Regions from separate parts of the Homo sapiens genome. Here region 2 is linked to region 1. The links are chromatin loops, found by intact Hi-C in ENCODE. Cell type or tissue: heart right ventricle. All regions are shown on one strand. Links, peaks and the distances in the headings refer to the core of each region. The heading gives the core; the rest is flanking DNA.

The links. A loop is a pair of places that touch in the nucleus more often than their neighbours do. Peaks named below come from ENCODE experiments on the same cell type or tissue, not always from the same donor. Only the 100,000 strongest peaks of a DNase experiment are listed, where the experiment ranks them.
Region 2: a loop joins it to region 1, with 2.3 times the contacts of the local background. A loop is called at or near these places in 7 of 110 quality-filtered maps.

The regions. Positions count from the first base shown.
Region 1 is chr9:108,941,762-108,947,149 of GRCh38, forward strand. It overlaps CTNNAL1 (catenin alpha like 1), which reads right to left. Exons shown (of 19, transcript NM_003798.4): 16 at 2,201-2,257; 17 at 1,942-2,055; 18 at 1,200-1,283; 19 at 816-1,073. The coding sequence ends at 1,008. It also overlaps a transcript of ABITRAM not described here. Among named protein-coding and RNA genes, the nearest start is that of ABITRAM, 10 kb to the left of the region's middle. In heart right ventricle, for the core only: no CTCF peak of the experiment used is centred there; no DNase peak of the experiment used is centred there.
Region 2 is chr9:109,033,437-109,038,824 of GRCh38, forward strand. TMEM245 (transmembrane protein 245) reads right to left here. Exons shown (of 18, transcript NM_032012.4): 15 at 4,581-4,681; 16 at 2,770-2,944; 17 at 1-65. Among named protein-coding and RNA genes, the nearest start is that of MIR32, 10 kb to the right of the region's middle. RefSeq lists an enhancer at 2,362-3,561. In heart right ventricle, for the core only: no CTCF peak of the experiment used is centred there; a DNase peak (open chromatin) is centred at 2,906; H3K27ac peaks cover 2,583 bases.

The sequences.
Region 1 (5,388 bases), core at 206-5,205:
AGCATTAAGATACAAATACTACGACTGAAGTCTAACACAAAGTTGGCCATACTATATTATAAGGAGAAAACCTATAAACCAGATCCTTCAATCATGACCCCACCCACAAAAACAAGAAAAGCTTTAAACTCCTAAATTAAAAAGACTAAAGAAAGATGTTTTTTGTTTTGTTTTATAGTGAACATTTCAAATGTGTGATATTCAGAATTTAAATAGATTCTTGGCTTCCTTATTCTGTCTTTGTCTTCCATTCCATCAATCAATACTGAGAAAGTTCAAAATATCTTTTAAGTCTATAAGATAGGCTTAGAATCCCAGCTAATATTCAGGGCAGACTGGCCAGCTATGCTAGAACTAGAACCAAAAACCCATCTCATACTCTCCAGGAGTTGTTCCAGGATTCTGTGGAGTTCCATTACCTTACTTTTGGGAGTAGGTGAGGGACATACACAGCACAGCAGACCCACCCTTGCTGTACAAAATGCTTATTAGGGAACAAACTTGCTGCTGGCATGGACAATCTGGGACAGGGTCATCAAGGGGATTTTTGTCACACTTGGTAAACAGAGGGATTGAAGAGTCCACAGGTTTAAGGAAAACCCTGCATTCACCCAGACTACTGTATGTTTGCTGCTGACATTAGTGATCTAGATGATAAAGAAAACAGTTAAGGTAAAATATGCCAAAGCTAAGCACATATTCAAAATAGCTTCTTGTGGATTAAATTGTCCTTGAGACAGTTGGGATATTTGGTTTGACTTTTAAAGAACATTAGTGCAATGTTCTATTTTAAAAATCACACTACAATTAGAATCTAGCAATTACCAAGACATTTATTAGTTGTCAAAAAGCTTTACAATCAGTTTCATGATCAGAAAATAGAGCAAAATTTCAATATTGTTTTCTTTATAAAATTGATGAATTTCTGAAAAGATAAAGGATCATTTGATTTTTAAAAATGTCAGCTTCATCACATGATGTTCCAGAGATCTGACCCCAAAAGCTTCTCAAGTTTTACTATCCATAGTGTCCTTATTTGTAACTGAGACCCATCCGTTATTTTCCATCTGAAGCTGGAAAGAGTTAAGACAATTAGTATCTGGTTTCACTCTGAAAAAAAAATTACAAAATTAAGTAGTAACTATTTTCTTTTAAACCATTTTTTAAAGTATGAGTCTAAAATAGAAAAACTACCTCACCTTCTTCAGCAGTTTATAACAAAGTGAAAGAAGTTGGACTAAGAGAGCCATCATGGATCTTGTCTTCGTAATACACTTGTCAACCTACAATGACAAAAAGCATGCAAATGATATTCTAAAAGTAGTACTTAAAAGACCTTACCATTTATTTAGTTTTAACATGATAAAATTTCTCCATATGGAAATCTAAGGGATCTTGAAAGAGATATGGATTTAGGCACATGAGCTGACTCAAAGCCCCAGGACACAGGTGCAGGGGTAGCTGCCTAGATTTCATGTCTATCTCATGGAACCCCAGCAGAAAGAGTGGGTGGAAAATTAATCATTCTACTGCAGGCTGTTTAGGGGCTTCTCAAAACACTCCAAATAGTGGAATTAAATCCCATCCTTTGCAATTCCTTGCACTCTATTTTGTGGGCACAAACCCATATTCTCTCAGACAAATTATGGGAGACCAGACTCGGAGGCACCTGTGTCCTAGTTGCAGAGGTAATGACTTCAGAATTGAAGGGCAGCTGTTCAGTGCTATGGAATTAATGATGTCCAAAAAACTACTTTATTTGGTGAATCTGCTACTCTCTGGGGTCAGTTATGAGAGTAGATAATAAATGATTCTTGTAGACAAGGCATGAAAAAAGGAAATAAATTGCCCTTCTGTGGGTACTAACAGTTTATTTGAAGAAAAAGGGGCTTTAACCAGATAAAGATAGATGTGTGAAAGTTTTTCATATGTCTCTTTTACCTTTAGAAATACTTTATTCTGCAAAGAAGTCTTAGTTACTGTCTGGAGCTGGTGGCATAGAGGAATTAGCTTGTTTATTTCCAGGAGAAGCATAAGCTTGTCATCGTCTTTCAGCTGAAATGTAATTTAACAAGTTATAACAGCCCGCAACAAAACTCCATCTTTAATACCTTAAACACATTTATACATTGATATTATACCCCCAAAGTAGGTTATACATAATACCACCACCAGCTCCAGGTAGGTAGACATGTGTTACCTGTTTTGAAAAAGCTTGAACACTGGAAGTAAGCTTTAAACCCTCTGCAGCAAAAACCTGGTAGAAAGAGAAAACACCACTATTTTAGACTGATGTCTATGGATAGTTGGTAAGAAATATACTTACTAATAATTTTTACGTAGAATTTTAAAAATAAAGCCTAGATATAAAAAGTCTGTCAGGAACTCCTAAACTTTTTCCAGTACCAGGAATGCACAAGGGTTTAACTGTTTTCAGAAGGAGTTTCCACAGACCAGATGCAGAATCCATCCCTGGAGAGGCTTCTCTACACCAGACCTCCAATTATTCTGGAGGGTCACACAGACCTGTGATATTCAGCCACACAAATTATGTCTAGATTACGCAAGGGACCTAGAGCTCATCTCAAATATGCTCAATTATAAAAGGATGATGAATTTTCAAGCATGAGGTCAAAAGGGTTAGGACCTTCCCAATTCCATCTAGGCAAGACAAAATTTGTCACCCATACATATTCCATAACCAGACATTTGAGAGAACCAATCCAGGTGGTTGGTTTTTGTTGCCACTTTTTTTCAGATTAATTTTCACTATTCACCATGTACCATGAATTCTATAATTTAATGAGATGAACAGGATGATGGAGAAGTAGAGTGAAAAAGAAGGTTGTACAGGTAAGACAGAAGTATTTAGCATATTATGTTAAAATGGTTTGCAGACTATTTTAGAGTGAGATGCCAGGGGAGTAAAGGGAGGAAGGCTTAGTTTTAGGTGGCGTCAGTAATAATGGAGAGAACAGGGAAAATCTGAGAGTGGTTTGTGAATGAAAATAATAGGTCTTCATAATAAATTAAAGAATACTAAGAAGGAGGAGGCAATAATTCCAGGGTTAATTTTTACCCTCTATTCAAAAGGCTTAACACCTTGCTATCACTGGATAAAATGATCTCAAGGTCAAATCGTACTTTGCAACCTTCCCTTTAAAAGGGAAACCAGTAAGCTTTACATCTAGACTCCAACCAAATGAAATGATTCACTTCCCCAAGTGTTCCTTATCACTTCATGTTACCACTTTCTATTCTGCAAATTTTCTCTTTCCTTCTAGCCTGCAAACCCCTTGGGGACAAAATCCATGTCTGTCTCATACAGTATGATGGTTTTAAAACTACCTGAAAGCTGGTAACTCCCAGGTCTCTCTCTCCACTCCTGAACTATCCTGACATCAGTCTTGTACAGTCATCCCTCAGTATCCATGGGAGATTGGTTCCCAGACCTCCCCAAGGATACCAAAATCTGTAGATGCTTAAGTCCCTTAAATAAAACAGTGTAGTATTTGCATATAACCTACACACATCATCCCATAAACTTTAAATCATCTCATCTCTAAATTATAATATCTAAGTTAATGTAAATGCTAAGTAAATCGCAGTTATACTGTATTGTTTTCCCTCCCTTGGAACTCTAACCTTTTAAAATGTATTTTGTTTTTTTTTACTGTTGTTATATTTTATTGGTTTTCTTCCTTTTTTTTTTTTTTTTGAGACAGGGTCTCACTCTGTTGTCCAGAGTGAAGTGAAGTGGTGTGATCACAGCTCACTACAGCCTTGACCTCCCAGGCTCAAGCGATCCTCCTGCCTCAGCTGCCTGAGTAGCTAGGATTACAGGTGTGTGCCACCATGCCCCGCTAGTTTTTTTTTTTTTTGTTTTGTTTTTTTGTAGAGACAAGGTCTCACTATGTTGCCCCAGCTGGTCTCAAACTCCTGGACTCAAGTGATCCTCCCAGCTTGGTCTCCCAAAGTGCTAGGGTTACAGGAGTGAGCCATTGTGCCCAGACTGTTTTTACTGTTTTGAATATTTTCAATCCATAGTTGGTTGAATCTGCAGATGCAAAACCTGCAGATAGGGAGGGCCAAGTGTATATCCTATCTGACCTTTGTACTTAACATGTGCAAAACAAAATGCTCGATTTCCACCCTCTAAATCTAGTGTTCTCCCTCAGTGTTCCCTGTCTCAGAAAATGGCACTACCACTCACTCTGTTGGCCAAGCCAAAAACCTTACTTAAAACATAATAGGATCAGCTGGGCATAGTGGCTCAGGCCTGTAATCCCAGCACTTTGGGAGGCTGAGGCGGGCGAATCACAAGGTCAAGAGATCGAGACCATCCTGGCCAACATGGTGAAACCCTGTCTCTACTAAAAATACAAAAATTAGCTGGGCGTGGTAGCGCACACCTGTAGTCCCAGCTACTCGGGAGGCTGAGGCAGAAGAATCACTTGAACCCGGGAGGCGGAGGCTGTAGTGAGCCGAGATCGTGCCACTGCACTCCAGCCTGACAACAGAGCGAGACTAAGTCTCAAAAAAAAAAAAAAAAAAGTCCTTCCCATGGCCTACAGAGACATCATATTTTACCCCTTTCCTTCTGGCTCACTTCACTCCCATCAATAATTGCCTCCTTACTCTTCTGATACACCCAGCCCTACCCCTGCACCTCGGGGCTTTGCACTTGTTTTGGCTATCTAAAATCCTCTACCCACATTTATCCATCCAACTCTCACTTCATTACTGTCTCTATTCAAACACTGGCTCCTTAGAGAGGTCTTTTCTGACCACCCCTCTATCACCTCTGTATTCTAGTCGTACGTGATTTTATCTCCAAGTACTTACATATGTGCACTGAATGCTTAAATTCTTATTGTCTATATTCTGCCATTAGAACATAAGCTCTATGGGGGCAGGAGCTTTGCTTTGTTCACTTTTCTCCACAGAGCTCTGTTCTCCCAGATCTGACATATAGCACAAGTTCAATAAATATTTGTTGAATGAAGTATGCAATTTTATGTTCATCACAGTTTGGAGACAATTCATTGAACATTGATTTAATGACTAAGCTCACATAGGAAGAAGGTAAGTAGTGGATCTTTTGTAGTAAAACACCCCTACAGGGCGGTATGACAGAATGGACTTGGGCCAAACTGAAAAAAAAAATAAATTCAGAATTTCAACTATCTTAAGGGAAATAGCTCATTTATAGTCTGCTTTACAGAAAAATCCAGAAGACACATTTTCTATAATACTTCTGATTATGTTGACAATCATCCTCTTAAGCTGAAATCCCTTTCCCACAGAATGCCAAATAAAACTATATGAGTGATAAAGTGATAGAAATTTCTTTCTTTTTTTTTTTTTTTTGAGATGGAGTCTTGCTCT
Region 2 (5,388 bases), core at 62-5,061, 92 kb after region 1:
CTTCCAGGCCTAGGTAGTATGCTCCACCGGCCACTGCCAAGCCTGTCAGGTAAGGATGGCCACCTCTGGAATAAAGAGCACGACCTTTAACACACAAAAACTGGAAAAAATCTGAAATACATTTCTAATACAATGTGCATTCTTTAATACACTATGCTTTTTAGCATATTATCAGCTTTCTTTAGATCACCTCGATGCATACAACTGAACACTGACTGCAATAATATTGAGATGCAACAATATTGAGATGCAACAATTGTTTTTCCTATGGATGACATCTGCCTCTTTTTATAGCTCCAGGAATGAAAGAATAAAGCCAGCAATGTTAACAGATATTTTATACCCATTACAGGTGCCTGCCTATGATGGGTTAATGTTGGCTTGGGACTGGTTAGGAGTCACCTGTTAAGTTAACCTCCATCAAGGATAATTAAGTGAGCACAATTTAGCATGTAATTCAGTTAATTATGCTTTTATATGACGACAGCAACAATGAGAGCATCCCTGTTACTCATAGGTCAGACTTTTGGCAACCTCCTAAAATATAGTTTTTAACATAGGTGATGATAAAAGGCCTCCTGAGGAAAATATCTGTCACAAAGCCCAAGATTTCTATTTCACAGGAGAATCACAAATGCCCTCCAGCTTATTACAGTATCACTTATGTAAGCGGAATGAAATAAAACAGAACACAGTAGCATAGCACATTGATAATGACAAGAAAGGACCACTGACATCAGAAGGACTGGGAAATAAGTCACATTCTGTTTGTTTCTAGTTTTAAACATAGATGAGAAGAACAATTCAGTGAGGGGCAAATAACTAAATATCCTGGAAGGATGTTCTATATTACAGCTAAATCAAAGTAAGACTTGTGGAGAACCAGTCTTCAGGAAACCAATAAATTATATTCATAATGTGTTTGTCTTTCTCATTCCAAAAAAATGATTTAGGGCAGTATTCCATGTTTGCTAAGTAAACTTCTTCCCTAAACAACACATTCAAGGAAAACTATCAAAAATGCTTAAAGCTTTTTATTCCGCTCCATCACCCAGGCTGGAATGCAGTGCCGCAATCACAGCTTACTGCAGTCTTGACCTCCCAGACTCAAGTGATCTTCCTACCTCAGCCTCCTGAGTAGCTGGGACTACAGGCATGTGCCACCACACCAAACTAATCTTTATATTTTTGTGGAGAACGGGTTTCACCATGTTTCCCCGGCTGGTCTTGAGCTCCTGGGCTCAAGTGATCCACCCACCTCGGCCTCTCAAAGTGGTAGGATTACAGGCTTGAGCCACTATGCTCAGCCTTAAAGCTTTTTTTAAAAAAAATAAAAACGTGTGGGAGTTTATGAATAAAAGCTTAACCTATTAAAAAATAAAACAATTTATGCCAAACCTTTCATTTCCCAATAACAACGTTTAAAGACAGTATTTTAGGCCGGGCATCGTGGCTCATGCCTGTAATCCCAGCAGTTTGGGAGGCCAAGGCAGGCGGATCACTTGAGGTCAGGAGTTCAAGATCAGCCTGATCAACATGGTGAAATCCCATCTCTAGTAAAAATACAAAAATTAGCCGGGTGTGGTGGTGCACGCCTGTAATCCCAGCTACTCAGGAGGCTGAGGCAGGAGAATGGCTTGAACCTGGGAGGCGAAGGTTGCAGTGAGGCGAGATTGCACCACTGCACTCCAGCCTGGGTGATAGAGGGAGACTCTGTCTCAAAAAAAAAAAAAAAAAAAAAAAAAGACAGTGTTTCTTTAATTCCAGCTGTAAACCTTAATATAAAATTTACAGCAAAGTTTAAAGAAATAAAAGCACTTAAGTATTAATCATACTTATTCCTGCTCAAATGTCAACTGTGACACACTAGTTAACCACACTATGATGTTCAGCTTTTTAATTTTCTCTCTCAAGTTTTAATGTGACTGAGAACTGGCTTGATATACTTAATGCAATTTCTAAAAGAGATGTCAAAACCTATAAAAACAGACATTTATTTATTGTATTATATGGCTAAAGTGTTGATTCTGACTTAGATTTAACCTGTATTTATCATAGAACCATTCCAATTATATCTTTAGAGAGCTCTGCTTGCCAGAAATTAACTTGCTGAGATTTGGTTTCACATGGATATCCTCAGACATACAATCTAACAACATTTTCTCCAAAACCAAAGAAGAGATAAAAATAATCATTAACTGTTCACTGTACTTAAAATATTTGATGTACATCTGGTCATAATTCTTTTCTAGGTTAAATGTCACTAAATCAAGAGAAAATTATTCACAATTTGGTTTTAACCCAGGACATCATATATATTATAAATATTACATATGTAATAAGAAAATATTGGCTGGGCATGGTGGTTCATTCCCGTAATCCTAGTGCCTTGGGAAGTTCAAGGCAGGAGGACTGCTTGAGCCTAGGAGTTCAAGGTTCAAGGCTGCCATGAGCCATGACTGCACCCTGCACTCTAGCAGTCTGAGTGAAAGAGATATTGTCTCAAAAAAAAAAAAAAAAAAAAGTTGCTCTGGAACTCTGGGGCAACAACAACCAAAAAAAAAAAAAAAAACCCCAAAATATCATGCCTTGTAAACAATACTATTTTCAATGAAAATTTCATTTGTGGGAACACAAAAGGCTATTTCACTGAAAATTCCTACTACCAGTTCTTTTGTATACCCCCAGGAGAAAAAAATCCTCCTTTAAAAAAAAAAAAACGGAAATGCCTGGATGATTCACTAATAAGAAATTCTGTGGCTTACTTACCCTGATATGTCAGAGTAGATTGCAGTATCTACAAAGTATGTTGGCAAGAGATGAAAAATCAACAGTAAAATGGCCTTGCATCCTAACCCTTGTGTCAGCCACAGGTCAAGAACTGCAGGTACTGCTGCCCAGTATGTCCCCAGGAATGGCACTGCTCCAAGGATTGCTGCTAATGCTGAAAAAAGAGTAAAAGAAAAACAACTTAACATCATCAGCAAAACACTAACAAAGCAAAAGAATCTAAGCAGTAGCTCCTCCTCAACAACTTCCAACAAAACAAGTTAAATACTCACAAACTCAAATATTAGGGAAATGATATGCCCTATCTAACTGAATTTTCTAGCTAAGTAAAGGCTCAATATCTTAAAATGTGATACTAAAAATCTTTCTAAGTGTGTGTCTTATTTATGGATCTCTTCTTAAGCAATAAAATTCAAGGGTTCTGTAGTTGCTACTATCAATCAATAGTTAATATACGGTCCTATAAATACACCTACAGAACATGTGTCAAAACTTGTACTGAGTCCAAAGCCCAATCAGAAATTAGTTTCTAAACCTCAGCATAATAAAAATAAACAGAAAAAATCCTGAGTTGAAGGACCCTGCTTCAAGGTCATTCCCTTCCAGAGCAGTATGTTCAAGCACTCTTCCTCCATCTGGCTTCTCTCCAAGTTAAGAGTAAAGCAAATGTAGTTTCTAGTTCTGGTCCTACCAGAAGCCAGGTACATGACCTTGGAAAACTGGTCTCTCATCTATATGACAAGTCTACCATCCCGCCTCACAGGGTGCTTGCAGGTCAGAGGGTAGGTTTGTGGACATCACAGTAGAGAAGAACGTGAATGAACTTGACAATGTAGAAGGAAGCACAGACAAATAGGGAAAGGGGGGGATGTGGTAGAGGCAAATGTGGAAGGCAGAGATATTTAGGAAAACAAGCAGCCATAGAAATAAAGGAAGGAAAAGTAGAAGAAGCACCACAACAGATCTTAAGAGGTATGGAGGCAGCTTATGTGCCCTCAGAAGCATTCATCTTGCCCTGGGATGTAATCCCTCATGGACAAAGCTATTTTGACAACAAGTTGCTCCCTGCCAATCAGTTCAATTCAAACGTTACTGAGAGCCAATTATGTCCTAGGTGTTATGCTAAGTGCTAGAACATTCATTCATTGAACAAACATGTAGGGCAACTGATACGGGTTTGGATCTGTGTCCCCACCAAAATCCCATGTCAAATTGTAATCCCCAATGTTGGAGGTAAAACCTGGTGAGAGGTGACTGGATCATGGCGGGTGGATTTCACCCCTAGGTGCTGTTCTCATGATAGTGAATGAATGAGTTATCGTGAGATCTGGTTGTTTAAAACTGTGGTAGCACCTCTCCCCTCTCTTCCTCCTGCTCCAGCCATGTAAGACATGCCTGCTTCCCCCTTACTTTCCACCACTATTATAAGTTTCCTGAGGCCTCCCCCAAAGCAGGAGCCACTATGCTTCTTGTACAGCCTGCAGAACCGTGAGCCAATTAAACCTCTTCTTTATAAATTACCTAATCTCAGGTATTTCTTTATAGCAGTGAGAGAACAGACTAATACAGCAATTTTTTCTATGTGCTGGGTATGGTTCCAGCTGCTGGGGATACAGCAATAAACAAACACATTACAAATCATATTTCTGTTCCTAATGTGGACTAGATTCGATCTCAAGCCAAAAAATTTAGTTTTTTAAACTTGAGGAAGTAGACATTTCCTAGATGTATGTAAAATGGCTTAACTTTCCTTAAATAGCGAATAGTGGAAGGTACAATATGGTTGTTACCTGATGGTATGAAGACAATATTGATGCCAAACATAGTATGAGTCAGCCAGGTATACAATCCATAGAAGCCAGCCATTTTGAGGGAAGCATCAAACACCCCTCTGGAATGCCCAAAGATAAAAAGAAAGAGTAAATAAACAGTGTCATATCGTGATTCAGAAAAATCACGTGACCACTTGATTCCAAATCATGTAATAGCTTCAGTTTTTCTGCTGGCCTGAGAATGCTATTTTCATTTTATTTCAAAGAAACATAAACACCTTACTTTAAATACATTTACTAAGTTATTCTTTATGTAATATGAAATATGTTTTATTTGGAAATATGTTTACTATTCCTTAAATTTCTGATGAAAAAATAACTGAAACACCTTAAAATACCCTATTCTCTGAAATAATTCATCAACTTTTCACTCTGAAGCAGATATTTCACCACCAAAACAAATGGAAAGAAAATTAAGCGTGAATAACATGTTTCCAAGAATACAGTTTAAACTCTAAGAAACCCAGGCTGTGGCCAGTCCTCCCCTTTTGGAAAGAGCCAATAAGGGATAGTGTAACTTGTATTTCACCATCTTTCTTTGCCTTAACAAAATCTTCCTATGTTTCTTAAACTATGTAACTAAGCCTACAAAGTAACATCTCTTACAAATGCTATCAAAGAAAGTAGGTCATTGGGAGAGAATTTGTGGGAAAAAAAATATTCCTAACTCCAAAGTAAAATCAGAGAGGAAAATACAAGAGAGATAAAAACAGACACATATATTTGGTGACTAATATAGGAATTCAATACATGAAAATCTGCAATG